Linked DNA regions of Homo sapiens: region 1 is linked to region 2. Evidence: read pairs that join two places in POLR2A ChIA-PET (ENCODE). Cell type or tissue: Caco-2. All regions are shown on one strand. Each heading gives the region's core, and the rest is flanking DNA. Links, peaks and the distances in the headings are about the cores only.

The links. Peaks named below come from ENCODE experiments on the same cell type or tissue, not always from the same donor. Only the 100,000 strongest peaks of a DNase experiment are listed, where the experiment ranks them.
Region 1: POLR2A ChIA-PET joins it to region 2 with 5 read pairs; 2 of 35 experiments call an interaction of 5 or more read pairs at or near these places.

What each region holds. Positions count from the first base shown.
Region 1 is chr5:140,483,129-140,492,847 of GRCh38, reverse strand. ANKHD1-EIF4EBP3 (ANKHD1-EIF4EBP3 readthrough) reads right to left here. Exons shown (of 36, transcript NM_020690.6): 12 at 7,600-7,727; 13 at 7,116-7,259; 14 at 5,788-5,890. ANKHD1 (ankyrin repeat and KH domain containing 1) reads right to left here. Exons shown (of 34, transcript NM_017747.3): 12 at 7,600-7,727; 13 at 7,116-7,259; 14 at 5,788-5,890. Among named protein-coding and RNA genes, the nearest start is that of EIF4EBP3, 60 kb to the left of the region's middle. In Caco-2, for the core only: no CTCF peak of the experiment used is centred there; no DNase peak of the experiment used is centred there.
Region 2 is chr5:140,349,162-140,358,880 of GRCh38, reverse strand. No RefSeq gene overlaps it. Among named protein-coding and RNA genes, the nearest start is that of SLC4A9, 6.2 kb to the left of the region's middle. In Caco-2, for the core only: a CTCF peak has its summit at 1,057 (motif pointing right); a DNase peak (open chromatin) is centred at 1,040.

The DNA.
Region 1 (9,719 bases), core at 4,560-7,059, 130 kb before region 2:
TCAATCATTTTTGTGTCTAAAAATAATCAGTGCATTGTACAATGGAAAAATAATGGCCAATGGGAAAAAAACATGATATACAGAAGGATCTAGACTAGATTTCATATTTCCTTACTTGGTTTTGTCTATAAAACTTAAACCTTGTTCTGTAATTCCCTTGCTTACATCATCACACAGCACCCTACTAGAATGATTTTTAAACAGCATTCCCAACTGGATCTCAAATAGAAAATCAGGTTGAAAAAGTATAACTAAAAATAACACAGTGCATCAAATGTAGTAGAGTGTTTATTATCCACTGGAATTTCTGTTTTGATAAACAGATGTATGATGTGTCCTGGGCTTCAATATAAAATGTTTCTTATTGTGGTCATAGTTAAAAATGAAAGCCACTAACCTAGAATTGACTTATTTTTCCTTTATGTCTAAATATTCCTCTCAAAATTTCCCAAACTAACAGGACACATTATACATTTTAACATAGCAATCACTTAACCAAGGGTGTCCAAAGAAACATCTGTGTTACATGTTAACAGATTAATTCAATCTTCTTCTTATTACTATAAGCAGTTATATGTTAAAAGATATTATCAAATTTGGGCATGTGTAAATCCATATAAGAATGATTATATAATGGAAAGTGACTAAAGAATATTATCAGTAAAGTTTCCAGAGGAATACTGAATACCATTCACTGTATATACAATTTTTCTATATAATTTTAATGATTTGATATAAAAATGTGAGAACTTTTCATGTCACTTACTCCAAAAAGCAACTCTAACATATAAAAGCAGCATGCCAATTTAATTCTTACTTTACATTTACGCTTCTGTTTTCAATCTCGTTTCCACCATTCTAGAATGCTACTTCTTGATTACTTTTTTAAAACATCTCTTTAATCACAATGTCTTTCTTAAAAATGCTTAAGAATTTTCTTCTGCCTTCAAAATAATCTATATTCTTAGCCTTGCACTCATTAATTTATTCAATAAGTACTTAAACATCTAATACAAGCAAGGCATAGTAGACCATATAAAGATAAGCAACATAAACCCTGCCCTTAAGGAGCTTACAGTCTAAGTGGGGAGATGATGTTCCAAAGAAATTCTTATATAGATCCATAAAGGGACTATACAAATATTTTCATCAAAGCATTGTTAGTGGGGGTGAGAAAATAGAGGCAATCAGGATATTCGTCACTGGGAGAAAGGACAGGTAAAACATGGAGGATATACAGGGTGTGAAGCACTATGCTATAGGTAGAAACAATCTAGAGATAGGTGGATAAATCTTAAAAACAGTACTGAGTAAACAAAGGGAAAAAACAAAATGAAATCTGTAGCACAATACTATTTATGTAAATTAAAAATACAAGGTAATCGCCGGGTGTGCTGACTCACACCTGTAATCCTAGCACTTTGGGAGGCCAAGTCGGGCAGATCTCTTGAGCTCAGGACTTCAAGACCAGCCTGGGCAACATGGCAAAACCCTGTCTCTACCAAAATACAAAAAATTAGCCAAGTGTAGTGGCAGGGCACCTGTAGTCCCAGCTACCTGCAGGGCTGAGGCAGGAGGATTGCTTGAACCTCGGAGGTTGGGGCTGCAGTGAGCTGAGACTGCGCCACTGTACTCCAGCCTGGGTGACAAAGTGAGACCCTGTCTCAAAAAAAAAAAAAAAAAAAAATATATATATATATATATATATGTGTATATATATATATATATGTGTGTGTGTGTATATATATATATATACACACACACACATATATACATACATATAAAAAATAAATATTTTATAAGAATTTATAAGAACAAAAGAATATACACATCAAATATTGAAATGATTATCTATGGGGGAAGCAGGGGAATGGAAAGAGAAATAAAAGGGAATAAATGAAACAAGAGAGAAGTTATGGTGATAAAGCACCAGAAATTGAGTATGATTAACTCAACCCTCTACACTTGAGGTCCCAAGGGGAGGGGAGCAAGCAAAAGTGACAAGAACTGGAAGGAAGATCCAATGAAGTACTCTAGAATTTCAGAGAAAAGGAAATTACTCCTCAGGAGGGCTTGAGGTATACACAAAAGATGTGTTTTGTTTATCCTGACATAATTTTAAATGCTTTGCAGCAGATTAATTCTAAGTTACACAACTTGCAAAAGATCAAAATGAATCTTTCTGTAGAACCAGTTATAACAAGGCAACGGATTTACATTACTTATGTATCCTTTCCCATCTGAATATTTGTAACTGCAGGTAATAAAGTTAAATAATGCTAGAAAACTGAGCATGTCACTCTGAGTTTCATATTTTATGGACGTGATTCTGAGGCCTCTGTTAGATGCCACCTAGAATCCTGAATCCTTGAAAACCAACAGACAAGTGAGATCAAGTTGCCTAAATCGGGAGGTTATGAATCAAGATGGACGGAGCCTGTACAAATGGTACACATGGGGCATGAAAGAAAAGAATATCTGAGTAGAACATATATCAAACACCTGGGTAAGATTTATGGGCATTAATACATTTTTAAAAGGATGAGGATATGAATAATAAAAAGATTTACTAAAAACAGACAGGAGTAAAATGTTATAAGAACCTGAAAAGATGATCGCTGGAAGAGGAAAAGAGAGTCCTAGGGAATAAGAACCCTTTGTCCATCCCTAATCACATACACGACACAGAATATATGGACTTAGAAGAAACAAAAACAAAAAGGTCAAACAGCAATTTCATCACTCAAGGGAGCTTTTCCAGAGACATAAAAGAGAAGCTTTAAGAAGAAAAAGGAGCTTTAAGTATAAAAAAAAAGTTAAGTCTTTATTTAAGATAGGTTTTCCTATCCTGGTAATTCAGTGTGTTCTTTTCCATAATTAAATGATTTTTCCTAATTCATAGCAACATAATATTCTATGATATGCATGATTTATACTAACATGACATTTTAACACAATGCACTATCGCAGTTTGATCCTACATAAGTAACTGTTAGATTGCCAATGCCATTTGGTTGATAGCAGTAGCAAGTGCCCAAGTGATCTAAATACAAATGTTAATTAGGGATAACCCTAATAATCTAGTAAAATGATTCCTTAGAAAGGTAGTCCATGTTTATACTATTTAGTAAGTAATAAAACATCAAAATGCAGAAAATAACTAAATAATCCAAGATATTTCAGTAAGCAAAAATATGGTTACTCACTAGAGTATAAACTTAAAAAATCACTACCTAAACATCTCAGAGTATTTACATATTAAACCTAAATTTAAAATGTTTTTATTTCCTCTTGGCATACACTCTATCTAGCTTATTTCTTGATTGTTTTGTGGATCTGTGTTATTTATTTATTTATTTATTTATATTTTGAGGCTGTCGCCCAGGCTGGAGTGCAGTGGTACAATCATAGCTCACTGCTGCCTGGAGCTCCTGGGTGCAAGTGATCTTTCTGCCTCAGCTTCCTGAGTAGCTGGGACTACAGGCACAGGCAACCATGACTGGCTAATTTTTAAATTTTTTTAAATAGAGACAAGTTCTCCTATGCTGGGCAGGCTGATCGATCATTCTGCCTCGGCCTCCCAAAGCACTGGGATTACAGGTATGAGCCACAGCACATAGCCTAATTTTTTTTCTTTTTCTGGTTTTTTTTTTTTTTGGAGACAAGGTCTCGCTCTGTGGCCCACACTGGGGTGCAATGGCACACTCATGACTCACTGCAGCCTTGGTCTCCCAGGCTGAAGTGATCCTCCCACTACAGTCTCCCTAGCAGCAGGGACTACAGGCTTGTGCCACCACTCCTGGCTAACTTTTGTATTTTTTTGTTAGACAGGGTTTCGCCATGTTGCCCAGGCTGGTCTCGAACTCCTGGGCTCAAGCAATTTGCCCACCTGGCCTGCCAAAGTGCGGGGATTATAGGTGTGAGCCCCTGTGCCTGGCACTAATTTTTTTCTGAGAGTCTCACTCCATCACCCTGGCTGGAGTGCAGTGGCAAGATCTCGGCTTATTGCAACCTCTGCCTCCCGGGTTCAAGTGATTCTCATGCCTCAGCTTCCCTAGTAGCTGGAATTACAGGTGTGCACTACCACACCCGGCTAATTTTTGTATTTTTAGTAGAGATGGGATTTCACCATGTCGGCCAGGCTCGTCTCAAACTCCTGTACTCAAGTGATTGACTTGCTTAAGCCTCCCAAAGTGTTGGGATTACAAGCGTGAGCCACCACACGTGGCCTATATTTTTTTTTATGATTTTTTTTTTTTTTGAGACAGAGTTTTGCTCTTGTCGCCCAGGCTGGAATGCAATGGCCTCAACTCAGCTCACTGCAACCTCCACCTCCTGGCTTCAAGCGATTCTCCTGCCTCAGCCTCCCAACTAGCTAGAATTACAGGCACCCACCAACACACCTGGCTAATTTTTTGTATTTTTCGTAGAGATGGGGTTTCATCATGTTGGCCAGGCTGGTCTTGAACTCCTGACCTCAGATGATTCACCAGCCTCAGCCTTTCAAAGTGCTGGGATTACAGGCGTGAGCCACCATGCCCGGCCAATGATTCTTATTTAGTATTGAGTTTCCAAAGCCAAAGTTACTACAGTCCTCTATAAGGTTTAGCCAAATAAACTCCCCCCCAAAGAAAACAATAAAAACAGAGGCATTTAGCTTTAAATATTTTACTAAAGGTTAAATATCAGCTGATTATGATACTTACAGATGCATGTTTAATTTGCTTTTTAATTGTTAAGATTAAAAACAGCAGGAAAATTTTGAATAGCTAGGTGTTCCATGAAAAACTGCTAGAATTAGCTTAAATCAGAGAGACTACAGATATTTCATCTCTGAAATTAATAGTTTAGCCCTGGTAAAGGCCCCCAATACTTTAAATTACTAAAATTGGCATAATTTGAAAGAAATTTCTGTTTGCTGCTATAACAGTCAACCCACACCAACTTTTCTTAAATCAGTGTTACAGATATTTATATACACTTACATACCTCATTGTGATTTCAATATCTAGGACTTGATTATCATACACTAAATGAACGATGTTCATAAGTTTGTTTTTACATAGTTTTAAACATCCTACATATTAACTATTTTCTTTATTTCAGAAAACTCAGATATTACAACTATACATAATTATGAAGTGAAGGTACATTTATACATGAAGGTACATTTCATTTACAAATATAAAGACAGCAGAAACATATCAGAGCTCATAAACTTGAGTTTTTTAAGTAGTATACTCTCCTTCTTAATAGTCATTTGGATATTACTTGTACACATTTTATTTTGATAGTTATTTGTCCAGGTTCACATAGTGACAGATGATAATCTACTATATTCAGCATTGCATAAATGCAACTGAATGTAATTCTTAAACTTCTCACTCATTAACTGAATCAATGTTACAAAGACTTAACTAGATAGCAAATATGCATTTTTACTCTTCATTTACTATTGGTTAGCTAAAGAATTATCAAATGAAAAATGAATGTCTGATAAACTGTGGTTACTTAAATATAATCAAGAACTTGGCTTGTTTCTTAAGTGTTTTCATCTGTGCCAGATGAAAGCTACAACTATCAGTATGTTAACAGGAAAATAATAAAAAGTCATTTTTCCTAACACGTCTTTTTGGTTTTAGATAGTAAGACTATTTGCATTTGTCAGAATTATCTACCTCAATTAGCCATGGGTACACAGTAACTCTGTATCATTAAAGTACATTTCTGGATTTATCAATTAGGTGAAAAAATACCCATTTTAAGAAAAATAATTCAATAACTAACCTTTTTGCACTCCTAAAAGGGCAGGAGAGTTCTCCTGTGAAGTTCTGTCAGGTTCCTGGGGAGGTACAACCATGGCAAGTGTATGCGTTGGCACACGTGGCACCTAAAAAGTCAACTCAGAAAAAAATCATCTCAGACCAAAGAATAAGACAAAGGCCCATAAATGAAACAGATATCCTGTTTTAGGTTATCTTCATATACCACCAAATGCACTTTTGTTTCCTGAAGCTTTTTTTAAAAAAAGCTTTCACCAAGCAATAATTTTTGAGACTAATGATTAGACAGTCGGGGAATCTACAAATAGTCAATGATTTTAAGCTAAATGGAAATAACATTACTCCCTTGCTGAATAGAACGCCTTGCTGGTTCCAATTGTAGCTAGGGGTACAAGTCACATATTCACTATCCACTAGCCAATTTACCCTTGTTCAAATTCTACATGGATCAAAAGAAAACAAAAATGTAATATATTTCTTCAATTGGGGTATGCTAGCAGTTTTCAGAATGACTTTGTAGAAAAGAATTTAGATTTCACCAACTTAATATACTAGTAAAAGCTCCATAATTTAAGGTGGGTTTAAAAGTTACTTTAATGAACTTCTAGCGCTTATGTTACCTATACTTTCATGGTTGACAAAAGTCACTATCTCTAGGATAATTAATACTACCTTGGGAGGTATTAAGAAAATGCTTTCTCGGCCGGGCATGTGGCTCACGCCTGTAATTCCAGCACTTTGGGAGGCCGAGGCAGGTAGATCGCCTGAGCTCAGGAGTTTGAGACCACCCTGGGCAACATGGTGAAACTCCATCTCCACTAAAATACAAAAAATTAGCTGGGCGTGGTGGCGCACACCTATAGTCCCAGCTACTTGGGAGACTAAGGCAAGAGAATCGCTTGAGCCTGGGAGGCGGAGGTTGCGGTGAGCTGAGATTGTGCCACTGCACTCCAGCCTGGGCAACAGAGCAAGACTCCATCTCAAAAAAAAAAACAAAAGAAAAAAGAAAAAGCTTTCTCTTGATTCTCTTGTTAAAAAACAAATAAAAAACCCTGAAAAACCTAGTTGTAATAAGATAACAACTTAGAATACTTACGTTTATATTTGATATTAAGTGGTTTTTAAAAACCACTATTCTCAATAAATAAGGCAATAACAAATTTCAGTGTACCTTTAAAGAAAATAAATCCTAAAGAATTTAGAGTCATGATTTTCTCAATATGTAACAGAGAATAAAAACAAGTCCATTTTGCTTAAAACTGATTTTAAACAAAAACTTCTAATCATGTTGAAGAATATTTATATTAACAAACAAGCTCCATTTTACTTTACCTGAGACTGATCTTGAGAAGGTGGAGGGAGCTGAGACACATCTGTGGTGGGAACTGACAGAACATTATTTGGATAATCCAACAGATAAGAAACTACATTAGTATGGCCACCCTTTGCAGCTTCAATGAGCATTGTTGAACCATCCTGAAAAAGAATTGCCATGATAATTAATTCTTTATAGTTTCTTAGCAGCTCATATAAAATCAAAACTCATTTAAACAGTATTAAATACTAAGCACTAAGATAGATCAAACATATTTTTATAACTATACACATATTATTTATATATATATACACATACATACGTGTGTGTGTGTGTGTGTGTGTGTGTGTGTTTTAATAGAGATGGGGTCTCCTTATGTTGCCTAGACTAGTCTCAAACTCCTGGGCTCAAGTGATCCACCCGCCTCAGCTTTCTAAAGTGCTGGGATCATAGACATGAGCCACCGCACACAGCCTGTTTACTTATTTTTAAGTAGACTACCTTGAGTCGATGAGTAGGGTCAGCCCCATGAGCCAAGAGAAGCTCAACAACTGCCAGGTGGCCTCCTGCACATGCCAGCGACACTACTGTATGATCATTATTGGCTGTAGCCCTGTTAACATTGGCACCTTTGAAGAAAAATAAATCGCAATCTTAGCAAAGGTTGACATCAAGCTAGTTCATAGTCAATATCATTTAAAAATTTTTTGTGAAGTATAATGTAGATACAAAAAAATATACAAATCATTAAGTGTATAGTTTGAATTTTTTTCACAAAATGAACACACACCTGTGTAACCAGCACCCAGAGGAAGAAACAGAACATTATCCACATACCAAAAGCCCCATCTTGTGCTCCCTTTCAGTCACTACCCAGCCTCCCAATGGTAACCACTACCCTGACTTCCAAACTGGTTTTAGTTTTTGAACTTTATATGAACGGAATCATACAATGTACTCTTTTGCGTCTGGCTTCTTTCACTCAATATTATATTTGTGAGATTCATCCACAATGTTGCATGAAGCTGTAGTTCGTTCATTCAATATCACTTTTAAAATGGAAAATCTAGAAGACTAAGATTAATAAATATATACAGGTTAATGTAAGCATCAAATAACACCACTGTATATAACTCAAAATGTTTCAAAGACATTTTTGATCTACTAGAAAGTGGCAATATAGCCAGGTCTCAAAGTAAAGAAAACAGATTTTTTTAAGCAATGTTTAAGAGATATATAATTCTTCATATTGTGTATTTTAAGAGTCAGGGGACCTAGATATGGAGAGAAGACAGAATATTATCCAGATATGTTATCTGAAAGGCAAGTTGTTCAATAGCTGTGTATAACATGACCTGAAAAATGTCTAAATGCAAAGTCTTTTCTTAGTTTCTTTTTTGATAAATTATTTTTGACCCCTGGAAAAAATAACTTTAGTTCAGCTACCTTTAACAATTCCAAAAGATCTCAACTAGAAAGTTAAGACTATAGAAATATTCATTCTTCCTTCTTAATTCTACCTATCTTATTTAAGAGAAAAATAAGTCAGTGGGTAAAACCACTACTATTAGTTTGTCTAATTTTCAGAAAATATCCAGCTGAATCTAATCCTAACTTGCATAAAAGTACCTTTTGGGAAAGGTAAAACGCAGCAATAAACATCCTGAGATTAGCAACATGAAATTATTTTAGATGACAGGATTATTTGACATAGAAAGGATATAATCAATGTGTTCCTATTCCTGATAAGCCTGATTATATTCTTAGCAGGTTGTTGTTGGGTATGATTAGGTATTCTCTTTAGTAAAGAAACATAAGAGAACTCCAGAGTTTATCCATCTATTTATTTCTGTGTGGTTGAGGTAAACAGCTTTTACAGACTATATTATGTAAAGATATGCCTTACTTGGCAGCAAAAATGCAATATGAAGAAAATAAACCTAGTTTTATCCAATTCAGAGGAAAACAAGTACATTTAAAAGGATAAAATCTGGCCAGGTGCAGTGGCTCATGCCTGTAATCCCAGCACTTTGGGAGGCCGAGGCGGGCAGATCACCTGAGGTCAGGAGTTTGAGACCAGCCTGGCAAACCATGGTAAAACCCTGTCTCTACTAAAAATACAAAATTAGCCGTGCATGGTGGTGCATGCCTGTAATCCCAGCTAGTCGGGAGGCTGAGGCAAGAGAATCACTTGAACCCGGGAGGCGGAGGTTGCAGTAAGCCAAGTTGGCGCCATTGCACTCCAGCCTAGGTAAAAAGAGTGAAACTCCTTCTCAAAAAAAAAAAAAAAAAAAAAAGATAAAATCTTACCCTGCATTTTTAATGTCACTAAATGTCAGAAATCTATTAAAATATAAATATAGTTTTTATCTTAATAACATAACACAACCTGAGAGAATCTTCCTTGTATTTTGACCATCCTATCCTAGGATGTTTCATTATATGCCACAGTATTTCTGACACTATACAAAGAGTTAGGCTGAACCAAATGAAACTGCTGACATTACCATTTTTGATTCATAACATGACAATTATATACGGTTAAACCTAACATTGGTTCTACAGCATTTTATTTTACTGCAGTAAACAGTCTTAAGCTAATTCTTCATTCACCAGTTGAA
Region 2 (9,719 bases), core at 6-2,505:
TTGTAATAACCCCCCTGCTTCCACTCTTCCTCCCTTGCCCAAAGTCCATCCTCCACACCATACATGTCCTTTCAAAAGGCAGTTGAGCCACATTACTCTTCGGTTCAATACTCACCCAACACACTCCCATTACTCCTAGAAGAAGAAGAAAAAAAAATCAAGCTCCTTGTCGTGGCCTGCAAGATTCACACCCTGGCCCCAACCCACCTCTCTGACGGCATCTCACACCAGCCTCCCCTCGCTCACTCCTTTCTAACCACACTGGCCTTCACCTGTTCTGCAAAACCTGTTCCTGCCTGAGGATCTTTGCAGGATCTATTTTCTCTGTAAGGAAAGCCTTTCCCCCATATCCTTACATGACAATCTGTGACCTAGGTCTCATCTCAGACGTTAGCTACTCACGGAAATCTTCCTTTTCCATCCTATCCTAAGTTTCTTTCTTTTTTTTTTTTTTTTTTTTTTTTGAGACGGAGTCTCGCTCTGTTGCCCAGGCTGGAGTGCAGTGGCATGATCTCGGCTTACTGCAAGCTCCGCCTCCCGTGTTCACGCCATTCTCCTGCCTCAGCCTCCAGAGTAGCTGGGACTACAGGCGCCCGCCACCACGTCCGGCTAATTTCTTTCTTTTTTTTTTTTTTTTTTTTGTATTGGTAGAGACGGAGTTTCACCGTGTTAGCCAGTATGGTCTCGATCTCCTGAACTCGTGATCCACCCGCCTCGGCCTTCCAAAGTGCAGGGATTACAGGCGTGAGCACCGCGCCCGGCCCATCCTACCCTAAGTTTCTCTCTTGGGTCACTCTCCATCACATTTCTCTGTTTTATTTTCTTCCTAGCAGTTACCACTACTAGTAACTGCCTCATTTATGTATTTGTTTATCATTTATTGCCTGACTGTCCACGCACGCACACGCTGAAATGCACAGTCCGTGGAGCAGGTATCTGTCTTGGCCGCGGCGCCTAGAGCGGCGCCTGGCACGTAGTGGCTCTCAATAAATACTTGTTCAATGAGAGCATACAAAGGACCGGGCTGAGAAAAGAGCCGCGCTTCTCCTGGAGGCCACACGAGGGCACTGCTCCCCTCAGACCGGATTGCTAGGGCCGCTCCCTTAGGCCCAGTGGCTGCAGACCTGCCGGGGCGCAGAGATGGAGATGCCCAGATGGCAGGGAGAGATCCTAAACCCTCAGCCTTGCCCTGGCCCACCGCGGAATGGCCCGGAGAGATGGGGGGTTGGGGAAGAACAACAGGATGGGGAAGGGAGGGCCAATCAGGCTCATCTGAATGTAGGTCAGCCACACCCCACATATTGAATACCAAGAATCCATCCCCTGAGAAAGGGCACCCAGGCCGGCCCTACCCCCAGCCTCGCGTCTGGTCCAAGGAGGTCCCAGGGCAGGAATTAGAAGAGCATGTCACTATATTTCCAGTTGGGGAGGGGTGCTGAGTCTGAGTGAGGAGGTGGTTTCAGTGCCAGGAGGAATAGAAACTGGCCTGCGGACTGAATGGGCCTTGAACCCCTGTGACCACTCCCTTCAAGAATGTGCCCCAACCTTACGGACAAGTGACTCAAAGGAGCCTGAGGGGGATGGGAGCAAGGATTTGGCGTGAGTACCTCCCCCACATGCACATACATACATGTTCCCTTCCCACCCAACTCCTGCCAAAGTTCAGAGTGTCTATCCTTGCCCTTTCTGTGGCCCCAACTACCCTGGCTCACAGTGCTGCCTGGAATAGGGGGCCACCATGCCTCCACCCTCCCCAGGTCTCACTTCCACCTCTGGGCCTGAGTGCCCTGGGCTGGGTAGGCTGGTGAGGGTTGGCCTGTGGGCACCAGTGGTCTCCCAGACAAGGCCCAGGGAAGATGTGCTGTGTGGGTGAGCAGCCCTGTGTGTGGGCGCTGGAAAAAACCCTGACCTAGGAGTTCAAAGACTGGGTTCTCATCCTGGCTTAGTCACAGACTTATTGGATGTCTTTGAGTAAGACCCTTCCCTTCTCCAAGGCTCCATTTTCTTACATGTAAGTGGAGACAGTTGGGGTAGATTATTTCCAAGGTTCAAATCATACTTTCATGCAGTACACTGGACCTTAAGTGAGAGGAAGTGGCCTCAGGAATAGGATGCTTGGCTTGCTCACTTTCGGCAAGTGGAGAAGAGGTTTATCTTTGCTGAATCTAAATTTTCCTTCTTTCTTTCTTCCTTTCTTTTTTTGACACAGGGTCTTACTCTGCCATCCAGGCTGGAGTGCAGTAGCAATCATAGCTCACTGCAACCTCAAACTCCTGGGCTCAAGTGACCCTCCTGCCTCAGCCTCCTAAGTAGCTGGGACTACAGGCACGTGCCACCAAGTCTGGCTAACTTTTAAATATTTTGTAGAGAGGGGCTCATATGTTGCCCAGGCTGGTCTCGAACTCCTGGGTGCAAGCCAATGGCTTCCCATAGTGCTAGGATTACAGGCATGAGCCTCCACACCCAGCCCCTTACAAGGTTTTTAACACTTTAAAAAAACAAAACAAAAAAATCTTATTGGCTGGGCACGGTGGCTCACACCTGTAATCCCAGCACTTCGGGAGGCTGATGCGGATGGATCACTTGAGCTCAGGAGGTCGAGACCACCCTGAGCAACATGGCAAAACCCCATCTCTACAAAAAATACAGAAAACTAGCAGGGCATGGTGGCACACGCATGTGCTGCTAGCTACTCAGGAGGTTGTGGTGGGAGGATCGCTTGAGCCCGAGAGAGGTTGCGGCTGCAGTGAGCCCAGATCGTGCCACTGTACTCCAGTCTGGGCAACAGAGCGAGACCCTGTCTCAAAACAAAACAAAACAAAAACAAACTTATTGTTTCACTCATTAAAAAATAAATATATAAATAAACATAAATTAAAATATTTATTAATGTGAGTCTAATTATAGATTCACAAGAAATTGCAAATCTCCAGCTTTCATCCAGCTTCGTCTGGTGGTAACTTCTTTCATGACAGTAGTACAATATCAAAACCAGAAAAATGACATAGGTACTATATTGTTAAATAGACTGCAGGCCTTAATCAGATTTCACCAATTTCCATATGCACTCATGTGTGTATGTGTGTAGCTTTATGCAATTTTATCACATTTATAGGTTTACTTACAACGAGCTGGGCAAATTGTGCAATTTCCTTAAGCCCAATTTATAAAACTAGGGTGTAAATACTAACTTCCTCAGAGGAGTGTTGTGAGAATTAGAGATAACGTGTATAAAGTGTGTAGAGGCCGGGCACGGTGGTTCACGCCTGTAATCCCAGCACTTTGGGAGGCAGAAGCGGTGGATCACCTGAGGTCAGGAGTTTGAGACCAGCCTAGCCAACATGGTGAAACCCCGTCTCTACTAAAAATACAAAAACTAGCTGGGCCTAGTGGCACATGCCTGTAGTCTCAGCTAGGCAGGAGAATCACTTGAACCCGAGAGGTGGAGGTTGCAGTGAGCCGAGATCATGTCACTGCACTCCAGCCTAGGCAACAAGAGTGAGACTCAAAAACAAAACAAAACAAACAAACAAACAAAAAAAGTGCTTAGAGCAATGCCTAAAATATAGTAAGCACTCAATACATTTAAGTTTTCTTTTCTTTTTTTTTTTTTTTTTTTTTTGGAGACTGGGTCTTGCTTTGTTGCCCAGGCTAGGGTACAGTGGTGCAAACATAGCTCACTGCAGTCTCTACCACTTGGGCTCAAGAGCTCTTTCCACCTCAGCATCCCAAAGTGCTAGGATTACAAGTGTGAGCCACCACACCCAGTGGCTTTCTTAAGAAGAAGCATGTTTTGAAAAGTGACTTAAAATACACAAATATTTCATGTTTGTTACAGAAGAAAAAAACAGAAAATGCCCATAGGAGAAAAATGCTTACAAAACATAAATTTTTTCATCATACCCTTACCCAAAAATGACCACTGTTAATAATTTTACTCACACCCAAAATTTGAAGTAGACTTCATTATCCCCATTTTACTAGTAAGAACACTGAGCCTCAGAAACATTAAGCAGTTTGCCATGGTCCCTGAGCCTGTGAGCCAGGAGCCGAGGTTTAATGCACACTCTTGCCTGGAGGAGCTCACCGCTGGGGGAAGCAAACAAGAGCATGAGAATTACCAATCCAAGGTAGACTAGGATGCCCAGCTGCTGCCAGGTACTGAGCACTTGCTGTGTTCTAGGTGCTGCCTTGGCACTGCACAGATTATCTCAGTGAGATAATCCTAATAGTGAAGCCCTCTGAGGTAGGTATCATTCCTACTTCTGAATGAGGAAACAGGCTCAGAGAGGTACCCTGCCCAAAGCAGAGCTAGGAGCGAGTACACCCAGGGTTCAAAACGGCATCAGTCTGATGCCTCAGCCTGAGCTTCAGAGCCTCTGCTCTGAGGGATGCAGACAGCGTGCTACAGGAGTGTGTGTTGTGTGGAAGGAGTCTCTCCACTTGTAGCTTTGGACTTCTGTGACCCCAGAGCTAGGGTGCCCTTCCTTGACCCACTCTTAACCCAGGCCACCAAGATCCAACCAAGACTTGGAGTGGGCTCTGATAGCTGGAATCTGCTTCGACTCCTCACAGTGCCCACACTCCTTCACAAAGGTGAAGACCGTTGAGGGGAAAGAGGATGAGGTGTCAGAGACATCTAGTCTGCAGGATGAGACCACCTGAGCCCACCATCAACTGCTCTGACTCAGGCTTTCCAGGCCCCTCCAACCTAGACTTCCCGACTCAGAAAGTACTAGGAAGGAGACTGCAGGTGCATGATATTTGAGTTTCACCTTCATTATTTATGCTCCTCCTACTTCCAGAAAAGATTTAAAGGCGGCTTACAATAAAAGACATAGATAACAAGTAAATATTTAAAGAATGGGCTGAGTGAGGTGGCTCATGCCTATAATTCCAGCACTTTGTGGGGCCAAGGCAGGAGAATCACTTGTGGCCAGGAGTTTGAGACCAGCCTGGGCAACATAGCCGGACCCCGCCTCTACCGAAAAAAAAAATTTTTTTTTAATTAGGCATGGTGGCATGTGCCTGTAGTCCCCAGCTACTCAGGAGGCTGAGGCAAGAGAGTTGCTTGAGCCCAGGAGTTCAAGGCTGCAATGAACTGTCATCACACCACTGTACTCCAGCCTAGGCAATGGAGTGAAACCCCAACTCTGAAATAAAATGAAAATAAAGAATGACTAGAGAGCCCCATAATTAAATCAAATTGGAAGGGAAAGAAATTGTCTGACTGGGCGTGGTGGCTCACACCTGTAATCCCAGCACTTTGGGAGGCCAAGGAAGGAGGATCACTTGAGTTCAGGAGTTGGAGACCAGCCCAGACAACATAGTGATATGTCATCTCTACTAAAAATAAAAAAAAAATTAACTGGGCATGGTGGTGCACCTGTAGTCCCAGCTACTTGGGAAGCTGAGGTGGGATGATCACTTGAGCCTGGGAGGTCAAGGCTGCAGTAGGCTGTGGTCGCACCACTGCGCCCCAGCCTGGGTGACAGAGCAAGATCCTGTCTAAAAAATAAATTATCCTCAAAATGCTGGGCTAAGGATAACGACTGCAACTGAGTCTCAAAACTTAACTGTGAGCTTCCTGGCAGTTGAGGCAAAAAAAGAACATATGAGTTCCACACCTGTTATTATCTAATAATAAAAGGAAGTACCTATACCAGATAGCCATGATAGTCAAGACTACATTACCAGAGGAATTTATTACATGGGACCTTATATGGAATAGTATCTGGAAGAGCACTTTTACAAAGGATATATAGAAAAGCTTTTTTTGTTGTTGTTCTTTTAGACACAGTCTTGCTCTGTAGCCCAGGCTGGAAGTACAGTGACACGATCATGGCTCACAGCAGCCTCAACTTCCATCTCCTGAGCTTAAGCAATCCTCCTACCTCAGCGTAGTTGGGACTACAGGTGCATGCCACCATGCCCAGCTAATTTTTGTCTTTTTTGTAGAGGGAGGGTCCCACTATGTTGCCTAGGCTGGTCTTGAACTCCTGAGTTCAAGTGATCCTCCCACCTCGGCCTCCCAAAGTATTGAGATTATAGACATGAGCCACCACACCCAGCCATAGAAAGGCTTTTCATGTGAGTATCTCTTGTGTCCGTGGTTCTCAATCCTTTCAGAATCAATATTTCATTTTTTTATGACAAATAATGTTAACACCCCTTTACTATCCTGAAATGAAGTTTAAAGATAATATCCTATCTGTACATTTACTCTAAAGAAATTAATACTGGCTGGGTGTGGTGGCTCACACCTTTAATCCCAACAATTTGGGAGGCCAAGGCAGAAGGATTGCTTGAGCCCAGGAGTTTCAGACCAGCCTAGGCAAAATAGTGAGACCCTATCTCTACAAAAAATTAAAAATTAGCTGAGTGTGGTGGTGCATGCCTATAGTCCTAGCTACTTAGGAGGCTGGGGCAGGAGGATCGCTTGAACCCAGGAGATTGAGGCTGCAGTGAGCCATGATGGTGCTACTGCATCCCAGCCTGGGCAACAGAGCAAGACCCTCTCTCTACAAAATAATTTAAAAAACCGTAATTAATATAAAAGATAAAATGATTTTTAAAATAACATTATTTCAATTGGCAAATGCCTGCTAACAACTACTCAGAAATCTCAATGAAGTAGCCCATTGATTACAATCACACAGATTTACCTTGAATGTCACAGCTATAAATACTGCCTGATAACAGGTGCATTGTATTGGTAGCTCAGATATCACCAAAATGAACAACTCACACTAATTTCATTCCTGGAAGTCATTGCAAAAACTCTTGTTATATTTTTGTGTAAATTAGAGATGATTCTAGGCTCAAGTTATTACAACCAAGCTTTTTACCGATATGTGTTTGGTAGGACACTCAAAAGCAGTCAGGTAATTTCCTGACCCCTTTTTCTCCCAAATGCCTGAGGACTCCCCAGTCAGTGACAACTAAATTCCTGAAATGTCCCCTAGGGGGCAGTATCTCTTTCTTTGCGAACCATTGTCTTAGACCAACCCTTAGTTAAAAAAACGAGCAAATGGATAATGTGAAATTGTTAAATTGCAGACCTGCAACTGCATTTCTAAGAGTAACCGAACTTGTACATTCCTGGTACAGAATGTGATGTGACCACATTCCAAGGTTAAGCACCAGAAAAGTTAACAGGAGCTCTGACGTATTTATATAGGGCTTTTCATTTTGCCAAGCACTTCAGAGATGCTATCTCCTTCAGTTGTCACAAGAACCTCCTAAGTAGATTGTTATTCTCCCCACTTATAGACGAAGAAGCTGAGACACAGAGAGAAAGGTTATCACATCCTGTAAATCAGGCACTGTCAATTGTTATAGAATTGTCTCCCCAAGTCTTTTTTTTTTTTTTTTTTTTGAGACGGAGTCTTGCTTTGTCGCCCAGTCTAGAGTGCAGTGGTGCCATCACAGCTCACCGCAACCTGCACCTCCCAGGCTCAAGTGATTCTCCTGCCTCAGCCTCCTGAGTAGCTGGGATAACAGGTGCCTGCCACAACGCTCGGCTAATTTTTGTACTAATAAATAGAGACAGGGTTTTGCCATGTTGGCCAGGCTGGTCTCGAACTCCTGACCTCAGGTGATTTGCCCACCTCAGCCTCCCAAAGGGCTGGGATTACAGGCATGAGCCACCGCGCCCAGCCTCCTCAAGTCTTTTGACAGCAACATGACAGCAAATAATTCATGATGGACATACTGGCCGGTGCCTGAATGCAGGGTAATTGTTTCAAGTTCTCATTTTTCACTTGAGGAATCTGAGGCTTGAAGAGAGAGATGGGTGTGTAATGAGGGAGGAATCACTTTCTCTCTGTGCTGGCCAACACAGAGGGGATGGCTGTAGGGGCAAAGTCCTTGGTCTGGAGATGTTAATCATTCAAAGTCACAAAAATGGGACCAGAAATAGAGAAGGATGGTTTGGGATCCAGCACATTATAAATATTCCTTCCTCAACATCTTCTGGAGATGACAGGGATTCCTGAAACCCCCTCACCTCCAAAAGCCTCCCCCTATCTCATCCATTCCTATCCTTCATCCTATTCAAATAGATCCTAGCCCCAAACAATCAGACAGCAGAGCCTGTTCATCCCTGAATATGCATGAAGCACGCTACTTCCAGGTGCCCAGCCAGCATAAGAAGGTACACGGGGGCTCCAAAGGGCAGGCCTGAATTCTAATCTAATCCAGCTGTATGCCCAAACTGTTTGATTAACTGTCTCAGATGGGGTGAGAGAAGCCAGCCTGGGCCAAGAAGCAATGACCCCTCATCCTGACATTCCAAGTTTGGGTAACTCTGGGCTCATGGTCAGACCTACCCTTAATGGAGGTGCCCTTCTTTACCCCTCTCCCCAACGCAGCAGAGTTCAAGGGCTGTGCAGGATTCACTTCTGGTCAGAGGGGAATGAGAAGGCAGCTGAATCCTCTCCCCCAGGGGGCACAGCTTCCCTCTGACCTCTGAGCCTGAGTTGCTTTTTTGGGTTGAGGTTTCCAAAACTCTGGGTGGCCTTGCAGATCTAGCATCTCTTTGATAAGCATGGCCATCTCCCAGAAAGGAACACTTCATCTCTGAGGATGGCTAGCTCATGATAAACCAACATTTTATTCAAGTTCCCACTTAAAAAGAAAAAGGAAAGAAAGCAAGAAAAAAATTTGGTCATAATAACCGCTGTCATTGAGTAAGTACCTACTATGTGCCAGGCATCATATTCCGCTTTATACACATGATCTGACTGAATCATCACAAAAGCCCTATAATAATAACTACTATTATTGTCCCCACTTTTCAGGTGAGCAAACTGTAGGTAAGAGAAATTGAATAACATGTTCAAAGTTAGAAAGAAAAAAAAACCAACAAAATTTGAACCCCCAAGTATCTGACTCCCAAGACTGTATCCATTTCATTAGCTGCCCTGCTGTGCTTACCTAAGCATCCTTCCAGTCTAGTGAGCCAGAGTTTCTTATTATCCCTCAGAACAGATGAAGGACTGAAACTCAGTAAAACTGATAATGTTACCCTCCACAGAAGCATAGAGATGGCGGCTGTCGTCTCATCCATTTGAGTGTTGAGCTTAGGAGAGCACAAGCCCAAGTGAACGAGGGGGTTTCAAATTGAGGCTGAGACACTCACTAGCTGGGTGACCTTGGGATGTTACCTTTTAAAGCTTCAATCCTTTAAAATGCAGATGATGATAACAGTGTCTAGTTTGGGGGATGTTGTGAGGATCAAGCAAGATAATGCATGTGCAGTGTTGATTACAGGGGAATTGTCACCACTAGCACCGCTTTCTTCCAGGTCCTCCCCACTGGGGAGCAAGTGCTCTCTCCAAATCAAGAACTCTGGCCTAGCAGTGAGTCAGCAGCACTCAGAGTCCCATGGAGCCTGCCTTTCCAGAGGCCCAGGAAACTCGCATGGGCTGGGAAGCAGGATGCCAGGGTTTCTGCTCTGCACTTGCCCCCTTCTGACTCACTGGTGGCCCAGGGCTAATCAGTCTCCAAGCCTCAGTTTGCTCATGGTCAATAGACAGTCAATAAAAGCAGGCTTGTCTGTCTGAACTCTACTTCCTTAGGACTATGTTCCTGGCATTTGACAACCTGACATCCAGAGAGCAGGTGGGGGAGACCTGAGCAGGAGGAGGGGACAATATGGAGGAATCCTGCATGACAGTGCTGTCTCATTGACATCTCATATGATTCTGACAATAATG